2 separate regions of the Homo sapiens genome follow, and region 1 is linked to region 2. The links are chromatin contacts, found by Hi-C or POLR2A ChIA-PET in ENCODE. All regions are on one chromosome and are shown on one strand. The core of a region is the stretch at or near the end of the contact, and the rest is flanking DNA. Distances in the headings are between cores, read along the strand shown. Region 1 overlaps HECW2 (HECT, C2 and WW domain containing E3 ubiquitin protein ligase 2). Region 2 has its middle 240 kb from the start of LINC01821.

Region 1 (6,344 bases), core at 1,115-3,614, 2.1 Mb after region 2:
CAGCAAGATTCTAATTCATGTTTCTGAAACTGAACTTATTTAATAGAGGAAGCACGTTCTACCTAGCCCTGCAGGGTAGAAAATAAGATCACAGATCACAAAGGAATTGCATAAATGCAATTCCTTGTTTTTTTTCCTTGTAAAGCCTTACTTTTTCCCTTTAAGAGAAAGAGAGGTCCGGAGAGAAGAAACTGAACTAGGCTTCTGTTCTCAAAAATGATCTAAAGCTACAAGTTTTTACTAAAGGATTTCTATGTCAAGTGATTTAAAAGCCAGAGGAGACCTTTAAAAAAAAAAAAGCCCAAAGGTTTAAGTGTATGAGAACAGCACTTCCTGGCAGAAGGATTTCCTGTTTCAGGCAACCACAGCGACGTGGAGAAACATCCGCCTTGTGGCCACAGCCTATGTTCCACAGGCCACTTCTCTGTTCTACTCACCCTTCCTCCCCAACGAAGGTGACATATAGCTTATTTCTCTGCAGGTCTTTTCTGGAGTAGCCCATAATCTGATTAAAAGCATCTTCTAGTAAGTGATCTCTTCGGATAATTAACCTGTCCATAAAGAGACAATTTAGAAAATACAAATTATTACTATACTATTAAAGATAATTTACTTATCTTTCTAGAACATTTCCATTTGCCACAATTAACTAGGTAAGAAGAATGTTACTTAATATCATTGCTGTCTGCAATAAAGTACACATTTGTCTTGAACTCTTAATAGCATTAGCAAAAGTTACATGAGAGAATCATTGGTAGAGTACCCTACCTATGACCAGTGTAAACAACCGGAGAATCCTATCTAAATGGTCAAATCAGTTTATCCCAGAAAAAAAATGATCATAAAACAACACCACACACACCACACACACCGCCCCCCGCCCATACATTTTGTTTAGTAAAGCAAGAACAACTCTATGAGGCAATGTTTTAAGTCTCAATGCATGTAGACAAGGAATTCAATTATTAAGTGCCCAGCAAGATGACTGTGAGAACAAAGAGGAAAAAAAAAATTCTCAATATCCTCCAAAGCAGAGGAGTTTCCAATTGTTAATTGTTAAATTAAGTGAATCTTGACAGTCCCTAAGGGACAGATACAAATGAATGATGAGTGTGGCAGGTTAATCTACTTGTGATGATGCCAATTAAAGTCATCCTTCCATAGATATCAATTTGCTCTTAATGTAAATGGTAATGGGCAGAGAGATGATAGGGAGGCTGAATGCATGACAGCTGGATCATCCTAGACCTTTGTAAGTTAAGTGTGAGAAAAGTAAAGCTCAGAGAAGTATGGTGTTTGGGCAGGCAGATGATTTTTTAGGGCAATGAAGGTGGATTTTAATCAAGCAAGCCTTCCTGCAGGTGGGGCAGTGAGCCATGGGGCTGCTGTTGGTCTGGTCTCTGGACCGTCTCTCAGGCACCCAGGGTCACAGGGGTGCTCCAGTGGAGACCGTCCCTCCTCTGTCCTCTCTCAGTGGCAGACTGATCTCCAGTGGGGACGTGGGACAGGGGTGAAGGCAGGGAGGAGAGAAAGAAGGGTAAGTAGGGAATGGAAACAATTCTAGGCCAAACAACATGATGATGTTTCAGTTTCCCCATTTGAAAGGAGGAGATGGATGAAGAAAGGCCGAAACAACATTCATGACATGTTCTGCTGTGAAGTTTGTTTCACAGAACTGAACAGAGCTGAGCACTATTCCTACACTCAGGTCAGTTCAGGAGACAGAAACTTGCAGTGGAGGACATTGGGATAGCTTTATAGCTAATGAATATACTATGCACCAACAAAGACATACTTTTCAGAGGAAAAAAATAAATCAGCCTTTTATTTTGCCTTTATTTTTGCATGAAAAGTGGCAGTGTCTTCACTATTTGTTTTAAAATGTTAAGCTTAATCATGTTTCATTCCAGGACTATGTTTTAGATGATCCTATAATTTACAAATTCCAAAATAATTATGCCGACTAAAATGAAGGCTAGTCATCCCAAATCACAATCAATTTCCTAGAGGCCCAACTGTGCCCTCTCCTTTCACCATCTATACATTATGTGGTTTGTGTCACTTTGACTTACTTTAACTTCCCTGGGCCTTGTCCATATCCTTTAGTCTCTAACTTCCTGTAAAAGTTCCTCAGTTTGGCTTCGAAATCCCGCTTGTAAGGGGCTGGAGCCCGGGCATTGGCACGCTGGGTACCTGCAGCAAACCACAAAGAGAGGACAATCTGGATTTGTGCCTCGTCCTTATGTTCATCACATCACCATGGACAAAAGCTATCACAATCAACAAGTCAAATGAGGCAACTGTCTTAACTTCTGCATTTTTGATTTCTGCAAGTTGAAGGATATAACAAACCTCAACCAAGGTCTTAAGTGACGTCCTCTTTGTGGCATTTTGGTTGAGAATAAAAATTCTGTTTGAATAGTTACAATGGTGCCCATGTGTTTCTCAAGTATGTTCCCCTTTTCAGTCGAAACTAATATGAGTCAAACAGAGTTACTCATGTCTAGTAGTAACTGTTAGGATGAAATGTCTTTGCTTGCTGCTGAAATGATATCATGGCAATTAGACAGGAAGTTGCAATGGAAAGTACATGGTATATAAGTAAGTGGCACCAAGAGTGAGGTTTTAATCATTCACTCTAAATTCCTCACCAAAAAACTCCTCATGAAACTTTTTTTTTTTTTTTTTTTTTTTTTGAGACGGAGTCTTACTCTGTCACCCAGCAGGCTGGAGTGCAGTGGTGCAATCTTGGCTCACTGCACCCTCCGCCTCCTGGGTTCAAGTGATTCTCCTGTTTCAGCCTCCCAAATAGCTGAGATTACAGGTGCCTGCCACCATGCCCAGCTAATTTTTGTATTTTTAGTAGAGACAGGGTTTTGCCATGTTGGCCAGGCTGGTCTGGAACTCCTGACCTCAGGTGATCCACCCACCTCAGCCTCCCAAATTGCTGGGATTACAGGTGTGAGCCACCGCACCTGGCCTACAAAACTTCTTTTAGATATGCACTATCACCAAGAATGATTTTAGACACATAATTACATAAATCTCATATTGCAGGGTAAAATCTTAATATAACACATAATTGCAAAAGGCACCTGTCTCACTTGCACAAAGTGCGCACTTGCACAAAGAATAAATAATATTAATATTTATTGGATTCTTTTTTTTTTTTTGAGACGGAGTTTCGCTCTTGTTGCCCAGGCTGGAGTGCAATGGCACAATCTCAGCTCACCGCAACCTCCATCTCCCGGGTTCAAGTGATTGTCCTGCCTCAGCCTACTGAGTAGCTGGGATTGCAGGCATGTGCCACCACGCCCGACTAATTTTGTATTTTTAGTAGGGTCATGGTTTCTCCATGTTGGTCAGGCTGGTCTTGAACTCCCGACCTCAGGTAATCCACCTGCCTTGGCCTCCCAAAGTGCTGGGATTACTGGTGTGAGCCACTGCGCCAGACCATTTATTGCATTCTTAACATGTGCCAAGTACTGAGAATATCTAGATTATATAAGCATATTTTATACGTTATTCAATGGTAATTATCACTAATAATATGTAAAAGTAACATTGTTTCTCTTTCCTTTTTTTTGACACGGAGTTTTGCTCTTGTTGCCCAGGCTGGAGTGCAATGGTGTGATCTCGGCTAACCCAACCTCTGTCTCCTGAGTTCAAGCGATTCTCCTGCCTCAGCCTCCCGAGTAGCTGGGACTACAGTCTTGCACCTCCACGCCCAGCTAATTTTGTATTTTTAGCAGGGACGTGGTTTCTCCATGTTGGTCAGGCTGGTCTCGAACTCCTGACCTCAGGTGATCCGCCCACCTCGGCCTTCCAAAGTGCTGGGATTACAGGCGTGAGCCACCATGCCCAGCCAATTGTTCCTCTTTCCATAGAAAAATCTGGTTTTGTGTCACTGGGTAACACAAGCAGCAGGTTGGGATAGAAAACTGATGATGAATATGGAAATCAGACACAGAGCCATGACAAAAACACTGGATATTTCCACTAAATATTTCCCAACCAATGAAAGAAACCAGAAAACAAAAGCTGGGAAGTCTTGTTCATTACATACCATGTAAGTTCATTAAAAATGTCTCTAACAAATGAGTGAACTAAATAGTTGTTATTCATTGGGAATACTATGTTAGGTTCACCAATGGATGTCCAAAATGAGTAAGGTGGGGTTGCTGGAGTGGGTTGGGGAAACAGAAATAAAACATCAAACAATTAGAGAATAATTAAGTCCTGAACTAGGTATACAGACTAGAAAGCAGAGGAAACAAAGCTATACCCCTGGGGCTATACCTAGTCCTATAGATCCCAGTTGCTTGCCCCATAATCTTTTTTGAATATTTTAAATTAATTGCCAACATTTACAAATTAAATTTCAAATTTAAAAATTCCAGATTTTTCTCTTGAAAATTATTTGGGAAATCTTGCAATGACTGGCTTGCATTTCCTTGGGGATCCAGCGGGCAGCTGCAGCTACTCTGTTAGACGAGGCATGAGCTCACCACTTTGCGGCAGCCACTCAATGACATGGCTGCCTGCCCCCCAAGCCCCGCAAGCATTTGTTAAGATCAGTGTTACACAAAAGTAATAGTAATGTTATAAAAAAGAAATGAGTATAAGTAGAGATCAAAGTGGAAAAGGCCTTAGGGAGGAAGCTTAATTGGAACCACACCTTGCAAAAGAAGGAGAATTTATATCCTAAAGTGGAACACAGCAGCAACAGCTGGCATGAGCACTGCATGTGTGTTCAGAAGACACCAAGAGAACCAAGCTAGCCTAGAGTGGAGGAGGAGTGCTGGGAGTAAATGGGAAATGAAATTGATCAGAAGGGTTGGAGCCAAATTATGACAAGAATTTTTAAAACCTAGCAGAGGAGTTTGGGCATGATGCAGTGAACAGTGCCTTTATAGGTTCTTGAGCAGAAGAATAACATACAAATGGTGTTTTATTTAAGAAATTATTTTCAGAGTGTGTTGAGTAAATTAAGGGTGGGCAAGAGGAAAGAGCCCCAGTTAGGAGTTGTTGCAGTAATTGAAGCCTGAGGGGATAAGGACTAGACTGGAGTGAGTGACTCAGAGAAACATCTACAATGTGAAATATGCACTGGGAAAAGAATAGATAAGCAAGAAAGAAGAATGGGAAGCATGATGATAATATAAAGTGTATTTAAACAATAACAACAGGTCTTACTTGTTAAGCGCCTGCTGTACATTACAGATGATGCACGTTACACAGGGGATCTTGAGAAATCCTCACAAGTCTACGAAGCGGGTATTACTAGGACCATCACACACCACTTTGCAACTAAAGAAAATGAAGGTGCAGTTTCCTGTCCAAGTCATATTCCAGTGACAGTAGATTTGGGATTTGAGCCAAGTCTATCTACCTGATGCTATGAAGAGTGTGGGAAGTGATGCAGGTGGACAAGGGCATGTGAAACTTTATACATATTGACTTGGATATGACAGCTAACAAAATGCCCTAGAGACTGAAAAATACAGGGCTGGAATTGGGGTGAGAGCTCAGGGCCACACGTGTGGATGAGCTGAGTTAGTGTGTTTATGGCACTTTATGCAGTGACTGTTGCATAAGAGATCCCACGTAAGTGTTAGCTGTTGTTATCTGCATAGAGGTGAATACTAAAGACAGGGAAATGAATTGAGATTTTACTAATGAATTTGTACAAAACTGGCTATTGACCAATAATCTGTCTGGAGATCTGTTTGTATAGCTGGGCAAAGAGCTGAGTTATGTCATAAAGCAAGTGAATAAACTTGACTTTAAAGATCTGGGAAGCAGAAGAGACTCCTAGGCAGGGGTTCTCAATCTTGACTGCACATTAGAATCACTTAGGAAGCTTTTAAAAATTCCAATGTTCAGGCCACACCCAAGATGCATTACAACAAAATGTGTAAAGACCCAGAATGTGGGGTGGGACCCAGGCATGAGTGTTAAATACAACTGTCCAGATGATTCCAATGTGTAATGTGTAGCTATGGCTGAGAACCACTATTCCCTTATAAGAAGGTCAAACATCACCAGTGAAACACATGGGCAGCATCCAGGGACTAACACAGGGCAAATGTTTCCTGTGTACCGAAAGGCATAATTTGCAACACGAAGGAACATTATCTCCATGAACACAAGGCTGCTCTCCTAGATGAATGAGGGATAGGACCGTGCAGTTCAAGTCCACTCAAGGGTGGCACAATCAGTGTCAGTGCTCCAGTCTGAGAAACTGCAGACTAGAAAACCCAGACAGGGCAGAACGCAGCTGTAATGAATCAACTTTCAAGAGCAAAATCATTGATAAGAGAGAGAAAAATGAAGAACAAGGA
Region 2 (6,850 bases), core at 2,939-5,438:
TAAAAATTAGTTACTAAACACCAATCCAACCCACACTCCTGAGGAGGGGATAACACAAAAGGCATAAACACAAGGTTTAAATAATCGAGGACTGTCTCACAGTCAGCCTACCATACTCAGAAGCAACACAACATGAAATACTAGGCTATTATTTAAATCATACCTTTGTTAGTGGGCTTTTATGCTTTAAACACTTAAGAAGATGAATACTATATATAGATTTTGAAAACTACTTTTGGGGTGTACAAATATCTTCACCTTTTTTTTCTGTTCACTTGGAAAAACTTCCATGTGTAAAGAGCCTGGCATACTGCAATCAGAGCATTTTATCATGACTTTCCAAAAGAAATTACCTCTAAATTATGCAAATTGTCTTAATCAACTGGATAAATATGAGCATGAACAAAACACAAAGTGTTCTTGAAAATTCATTGATATGCACGTCATCGTATTCATCATTCTTATTGTTAGTGAATGGCCTGTGAGAGTCCTAGGAAAACATGGGTTCTCTGTTTCAGTTTCTGTTCTCTGTTATATCTATTCTTTGTTGTTTTATTATTGTTGTTGTCAATTTGACAACAATATGCATAAAGCCATGAAAAAATAAGTGGGTGTAATATGGTTTGTTGACTGATAATTATATTATATAGTTTTGTAGTTTTACTGAAAAGAGATTGACCTAATTTTCTGTTTCTTTCTATTATAACTAGAAGCACACATATATATGTACATAGACAAAAAGGAAAATAAAAGAAAAACACCCTGAAAGAGCAACCTCAATACTCATAAAAAGCTACTTTTAAAATCAGGAAAAAATATAGTGACAAAACAAAAACGGAAAATATTATTTTGGTCTTATAAACTGTATAAAAATAATCATTGAAACTAAAACATATGTTATGTGTGGTTTTATTATTATCCCCAAATCAACAAGAATGTGAAATTCTTGAGAGCAGTGTTCAAAAATGTTATTTGTGTAATGTTCTCCCTCTCATCTTAGTGTTTTATCCAAAAATAAGCCATCAAATGATGATTAATTCTAACATTTATTTTTAAATGCCCTCTCTTATGCATCTAAATATACTTCTGAGAGAAATCAGAAGATAATCTCATCTCTGCTTCTCATTATATTTCCCCAGTGCTTACAGATTTTACTGAAACCTCTGAATGTCTGTTTTCATTCACTTTTAAAGATTTCATTATTATCTACAGACTACATTTTGGAAATCTATATCTATTATGACTATTTTTTTTCTGAAAATAGTTGATTTCTGATATTTTTATTTTAAACAATATTTTTATACAAAGCCTTTTATTTTATATAAAAATATTTTTTACAAAAGAAACCCAAAATGTTCCCAAATATATACTTTCTCACAAAACACAAAATTTCCAAATATTTAGTCATTTTTCATGGAGGCTATTTCACAACTTGTTCTTATCTTTCTATAATTCCTATCTAATTACTTCATAGCATAACATTAAGATTAACATGTTCTCACTTTGGGAGGCCGAGGCGCGCGGATCACGAGGTCAGGAGATCAAGACCATCCTGGCTAACATGGTGAAACCCCGTCTCTACTAAAAATACAAGAAAATTAGCCAGGCGTGGTGGTGGGCACCTGTAGACACAGCTACTCTGGAGGCTGAGGCAGGAGAATGGCGTGAACCCAGGAGGCGGAGCTTGCAGTGAGCCGAGATCACACCACTGCACTCCAGCCTGGGCGACAGAGCGAAACTCTGTCTCAAAAAAAAAAAAAAAAAAAAAAAAAATTAACATGTTCTGAATAGCCACAGGGAAACAGATCCCAATAAGGACCTTGATGTTTTAAAAGTTTGCATACATTCCTGGTTCTGAAAGAGAATTCTAACTGCATACAGTATTCTAATAGCTGTAGCCTGATATAATATTACCTGACAACAATATTCCTACATATGGTAGCCATGACAGAAATGAATAAATCCAAGTTTAAGAGGTAAAACTTGGAACAAAGAGAGGGGAAGAATGAGGCTAGAGAGGATTTATTAATCGCTCTAAGGTTTCTATATGGCTGGCTTAAAAATCATGTTCCTTCTACCAGGGTCATGCACTTACATAACAAAATCATTTCTCCTTTTGGCAAAGCTTTCACATGGGTCTCTCATGAAGTAGCCATCATGTGACACTATTGTATCTTATGTATTACATAGACTGACAGTATATTCAGGAATACCGCCCTTGTTCAGCAAATTTTGCTCAGATCTCAGCACTGTGTAAATTACCTGTGCATCTGAAAATTACTAGCATTGGTTCTTACTTCTTGGGAGTGTGTTTTTTTATGTGGATTTTGACAAAGTATTTGCCCTTAGAAAAATCTGTTCTTCCCTAGTCTGAGGATTATATTGAGTATTTCAATTACTCAAATATTAAAGCAAATAAAGGTGATGGATTTTAAATCAAATTTATATATAAATTATAGCCATATACATAATTCTTTTTTCTCTCTCTGAAACTGTATTGGACAACGCAATAATTTATAAAGTGAGAAAATGGCAATGCAAAGTGAAAATAATAGCAGTAAACTTATAGAAAAGAATTTATGAAATACTGCATGCTTTGAAATGGTTCATGAGTACATATTTTCTGTGAAAGATCAATTTGGATTTTGAAAAAATTAAAAAATGAATCCAAAGAGACATGATAAATACAGTTATCGACTCATTTGTTCAGCAATTTGCAGTTATCCAACAGGATTTATCCAGTGCTTCCTATTTTTGCTGGGTTGTGCTAAGCTGGCTACAGAAAAAAGAGAGTGTTCTTAAGCTTGTGAGATAAAGAGACAATATTGTCTTTATCTTAGAACAATTCCCAACTTTATAGACAAGTAACGTGGGACCTTTAGCAACTAGAGGTTGTCTTAGATTCTAAGACCTCACCCCACTTGGGGCTTGGTCATAAGCACAGAAATGGAAACTAGGATTTTAACAAATTTCACAGTGGTTTCAAGACTGTGGTCTTAGTTTCTGTGAGATAGGCCACTGGCCCATAGATTCCCTGCTGGAACCAATGCGATCATGGAAAGGGTCATGCCTAATCACTGCAGCATGTTCTTGCCCAACTCTTATGCGCCCCACCAACCACTCAGCTAAGAAAATAGAAATTAAACAACCCAAATATTCAAGCTCCAAAGCAGTGACTTATTACCAGGGGTGCAGCAGAACAAGCAGAGGGTAGTAGCACTAACCACCTGTAGCATCCCAGGAACAAGGACCATATTGATCTCAAGATGGCACTGACAGTTTTGGCATCCTCTCTGAGGGTGCAGATGGCTGGCTGAAGTTGTGCTGGGAGGGACAGTTCTGAATTTATGATCAGGCTTTTCTTGGGCCTTTAAATCCAGTAGCTTGTTTGAAGAAGAATGCAAAGACTTGAATGGGGTCTCATAGCATCATTTGAACAAGAAGGATGTGATTGTGGCATCATGTATTTATAGCCTTTCCACCCTCCCCGCCTCAGAAATGGCTTTCATTCCACTTACCACTGAGGGCAGGGCGGGTTTGCTACATCAGAACCAGGGACCCACATTTGACAGATGTTTTTAAATATAGACCTAACTCACTTTAAGTGAACTGTTTTGGATCAACTATTGCTCTATATTGCTTTCCTAACACCAAACAAAAGCTGAAGACTGATAATGAACTTTTTAAAATCAATTTTCTTAACTCAATGTATTAAAAACTAAATATTTCTAAATTTCTCATGATCACACTTGCTTGAGGCTGCTACAGCTTTGTTGCTTTGAAGTATGCCTGGCCTGAATTCTAAGTAATGACTCCACAAGACAGATTGCTTCATCTGGCATATTTTCATCTATATTTGGAGTTGATTTCTTACATGGATGATGTAAGAGTTACATAAAATAATGTACATAAAGTGCTTAGCACAATGACCTGCATATAGTAAATGGTCATTACATGTTTCATAAATGATAATTGAAAGAGATTATTTAGGAAATATCTCTGGACATGCATTGATATAAATTTTAATATGTTTGTACAGAAAAAGCCTACACCTGGTACTTTCACTCTAAAAAGTTCTCTCTGCAAGCTGAAGAAAGTAGTTACCAGTTTTTGCTGTAGATAGCTGGCAATCCTGAGAGTGTATTTGGTCAAATGTGGTGCCTGATGTCTGTGCCCTCTGTGAGTGAAGGCACACTGAAGAGCATTTTTCACTTCTCTAAACCTCAGAAAGTCCTGACTGGGCTGTCAAAATGGTCTTTAATAAAAGGGGAAGTGGCAGGATTGTGTATATGTAGCCTAATAGAGCATTTTATCTTACAGCACTCAAAGTGTTTCACAATAAATCCTTTCTCATCATGTAACAACAAACCTATGTAGTTCCCTGTAGTTCAACAAAAAGAAGCCAAATAACAGGCTTCATTTTTAAAAGTATAGGTTGTATCTGGTAGGATTTTCAGCCTATAGGAAACTCATGTTTGATTTGTTGAGTCAGACTTGCTTGGAAATATTTTGAGATTTTCTCACAGAGTTATCTGAATAAATTATCTCTTATTAATGCCATTGACTTTAGGACAAAACAACTTTATATACTGTTAAAACTTTACACAATACACATAATTGGCATATGCTCTCTAAAAGTTTTATTCCTAGAGCTAAGATTTACAAAACTACAACCTTGGTTAGAAGCAAACTTGTTTTGTTTTGTTTTAGACCGTGGGCAATATAACTATTTGGGGTACATTAATTATAAATATTTAATAGTAAAAGATAAATTATGAGATAACAGACAAGTAACCTAAAAGGGCAAAGCTAAGATTAAGAGGTAAAAATTTTTATTTTCTCATTGAAAAACAAGAAATGCAAAGGAGTCTACATGCTAGGACAAAAAAAGGTTTATCTGCTTCTCTTTCATTTCCTCCTACTTTTTGTTTCTATCCATATTTAAAAACACTAAAAATAAAGGTAAGGAGTTTCACTTTTAGAATTATCTAGCTACTAGCACCAATAATACTAACCTAGAGCTGGGAACAGTGGTTCATGCCCATAATCCCAATGCTTTGGCGGGCCAAGGCAGGAGGATTGCTTGAGCCCAGGAATTTGAGGCTACAGTGAGCTATGACCATACCACTTCCAGCCTGGGTGAAAGAGTGAGACCCTGTCTCTAAAAAAAAAATTAAAAATATATTAGTCTAATATATTCCCTTTAATTATGCACTTCATGTAAGATACTATTTTTCAACTGAAAACTGGAGGTCCTATAAAAAATATTTACCTGTCAAAAATGTCAGGCACACCTATCACAGTCAGAATTTGGTTAGATAGCCAGCAGCCAGTTGTACATTTAGCAGCTAGTATTTTGCTTTTGTCTCTAATTTTCATTGGTATTATCATGTATCTGATATGATGTCCTTACCTTTTTCTCTGGCTATATTTTCACTTGTTTTCACACAACCTTCTCAAGCCTCTCTAGTTATCAACCTTTTCTTTCTATCATTTTTTTTATTTTATTTTTGAGACGGAGTCTCACTCTGCCACCCAGGCTGGAGTGCAGTGGCACAATCTCGGGTTCACTGCAACCTCCGCCTCCCGGGTCCAAGCGATTCTCCTGCCTTAGCGTCAGGAGCAGCTGGGTTTACAGGCACGCACCACCACGCCCGGCTACTGTTTTTTTTTTTTTTTTTTTTTTTTTTTTTTTTTTTTTTTGTATTTTTAGTAAAGATGGGGTTTCACCGTGTTAGCCAGGATGGTCTCGATCTCCTGACTTCATGATCCGCCCGCCTTGGCCTCCCAAAGTGCTGGGATTACAGGCGTGAGCCACCGCACAGGCCTCTATCATTCTTAAATAATTACCAACACTAATTGTCACAATTTGGCAACTTGGTGTTCACTATTTAATCTGATGCAAGGTTAATTCAGTTTCACTAATTAGCACCTTAGTGTTGTAGCCACTGAGATTTTCCAGAATTTCACATTTGATAATGAACTACATCCATCCTTGAAAAGTATTTTTACCATGCTTCTCATTTTCTTTGTATCTCTGACTCCATTGGCCACTTATACTCGATTTTTCGTCTTAAATGAGTATCAGAGTTCTATCTTCATTTCATTGTTTAAATATATATATGTATATATACACATATATATGTGTATATATACATATATGTGTATATATACATATATATGTGTATATATACACATATATATGTGTATATATACATATATATGTGTTGTGTATATACACATATATATGTGTATATATATGTATGTGTGTGTGTGTATATATATATATACACTTCCAGATGCCAAAGGTTGAATACAGAATGATGAAGTTCAGAGTTAGTCTCTGACATACATTTCAGGGGAGGACACATCAGATAAATCCTTTAAAGCTGAAAGACCTGGGACTACCTGGAATGTTGTTGGTTAGCTGTTGATTCCTGTGTTTGCCTGTTGATTAAACACTGTGCTGATTGGAGGTAGTCAGCTGTGCACATTAGGTGCGTGTTTTGATATTATGGCATTGAGGTGCTTCTGCTGAGTATATGATGTCCCTGTCTTGGAATTAGGTTGCTCAGTCATGTCTGCATTGGCGTTAGCAGGTTGTAGCAGGATTTCCTCACACTAAATCATTCTTCACAGGTAATTTTATCTATTCGTATGAGTTTGATAACACACCGTTTTGAATCTATCCAAATCTATGAATGACAGATGATCAGTTTCTATGAAGTACAGATCAGAAGTTCTTACTCCCACCAGGACACTTCTATCAGAAACTCCCAGAAGATAAAAAGACAACATATCCAAAATTGAGCTAATATGTTATGCTTTTAACTTACTGTCTTTTTTTAAG

What was found. A loop is a pair of places that touch in the nucleus more often than their neighbours do. ChIA-PET counts read pairs that join two places held with the same protein, here RNA polymerase II (POLR2A). Pooled maps may share reads with other maps.
Region 1: a pooled map shows a loop between it and region 2 (5-fold over the local background). The contact joins two enhancer-like sites. A Hi-C loop is called at or near these places in 1 of 37 single-sample maps with no recorded cell type and 1 of 50 pooled maps. POLR2A ChIA-PET finds 5 or more read pairs at or near these places in 1 of 52 experiments (CD4-positive, alpha-beta T cell).

The regions. Positions count from the first base shown.
Region 1 is chr2:196,240,012-196,246,355 of GRCh38, forward strand. HECW2 (HECT, C2 and WW domain containing E3 ubiquitin protein ligase 2) reads right to left here. Exons shown (of 29, transcript NM_001348768.2): 20 at 2,073-2,193; 21 at 438-551. Among named protein-coding and RNA genes, the nearest start is that of HECW2-AS1, 17 kb to the right of the region's middle. RefSeq lists an enhancer at 1,198-1,247. Within about 2 kb of position 2,365, at least 15 of the 41 ENCODE cell types and tissues checked have a DNase peak (open chromatin) inside an H3K27ac peak, as active enhancers do.
Region 2 is chr2:194,100,628-194,107,477 of GRCh38, forward strand. No RefSeq gene overlaps it. Among named protein-coding and RNA genes, the nearest start is that of LINC01821, 240 kb to the right of the region's middle. Within about 2 kb of position 4,189, at least 3 of the 41 ENCODE cell types and tissues checked have a DNase peak (open chromatin) inside an H3K27ac peak, as active enhancers do.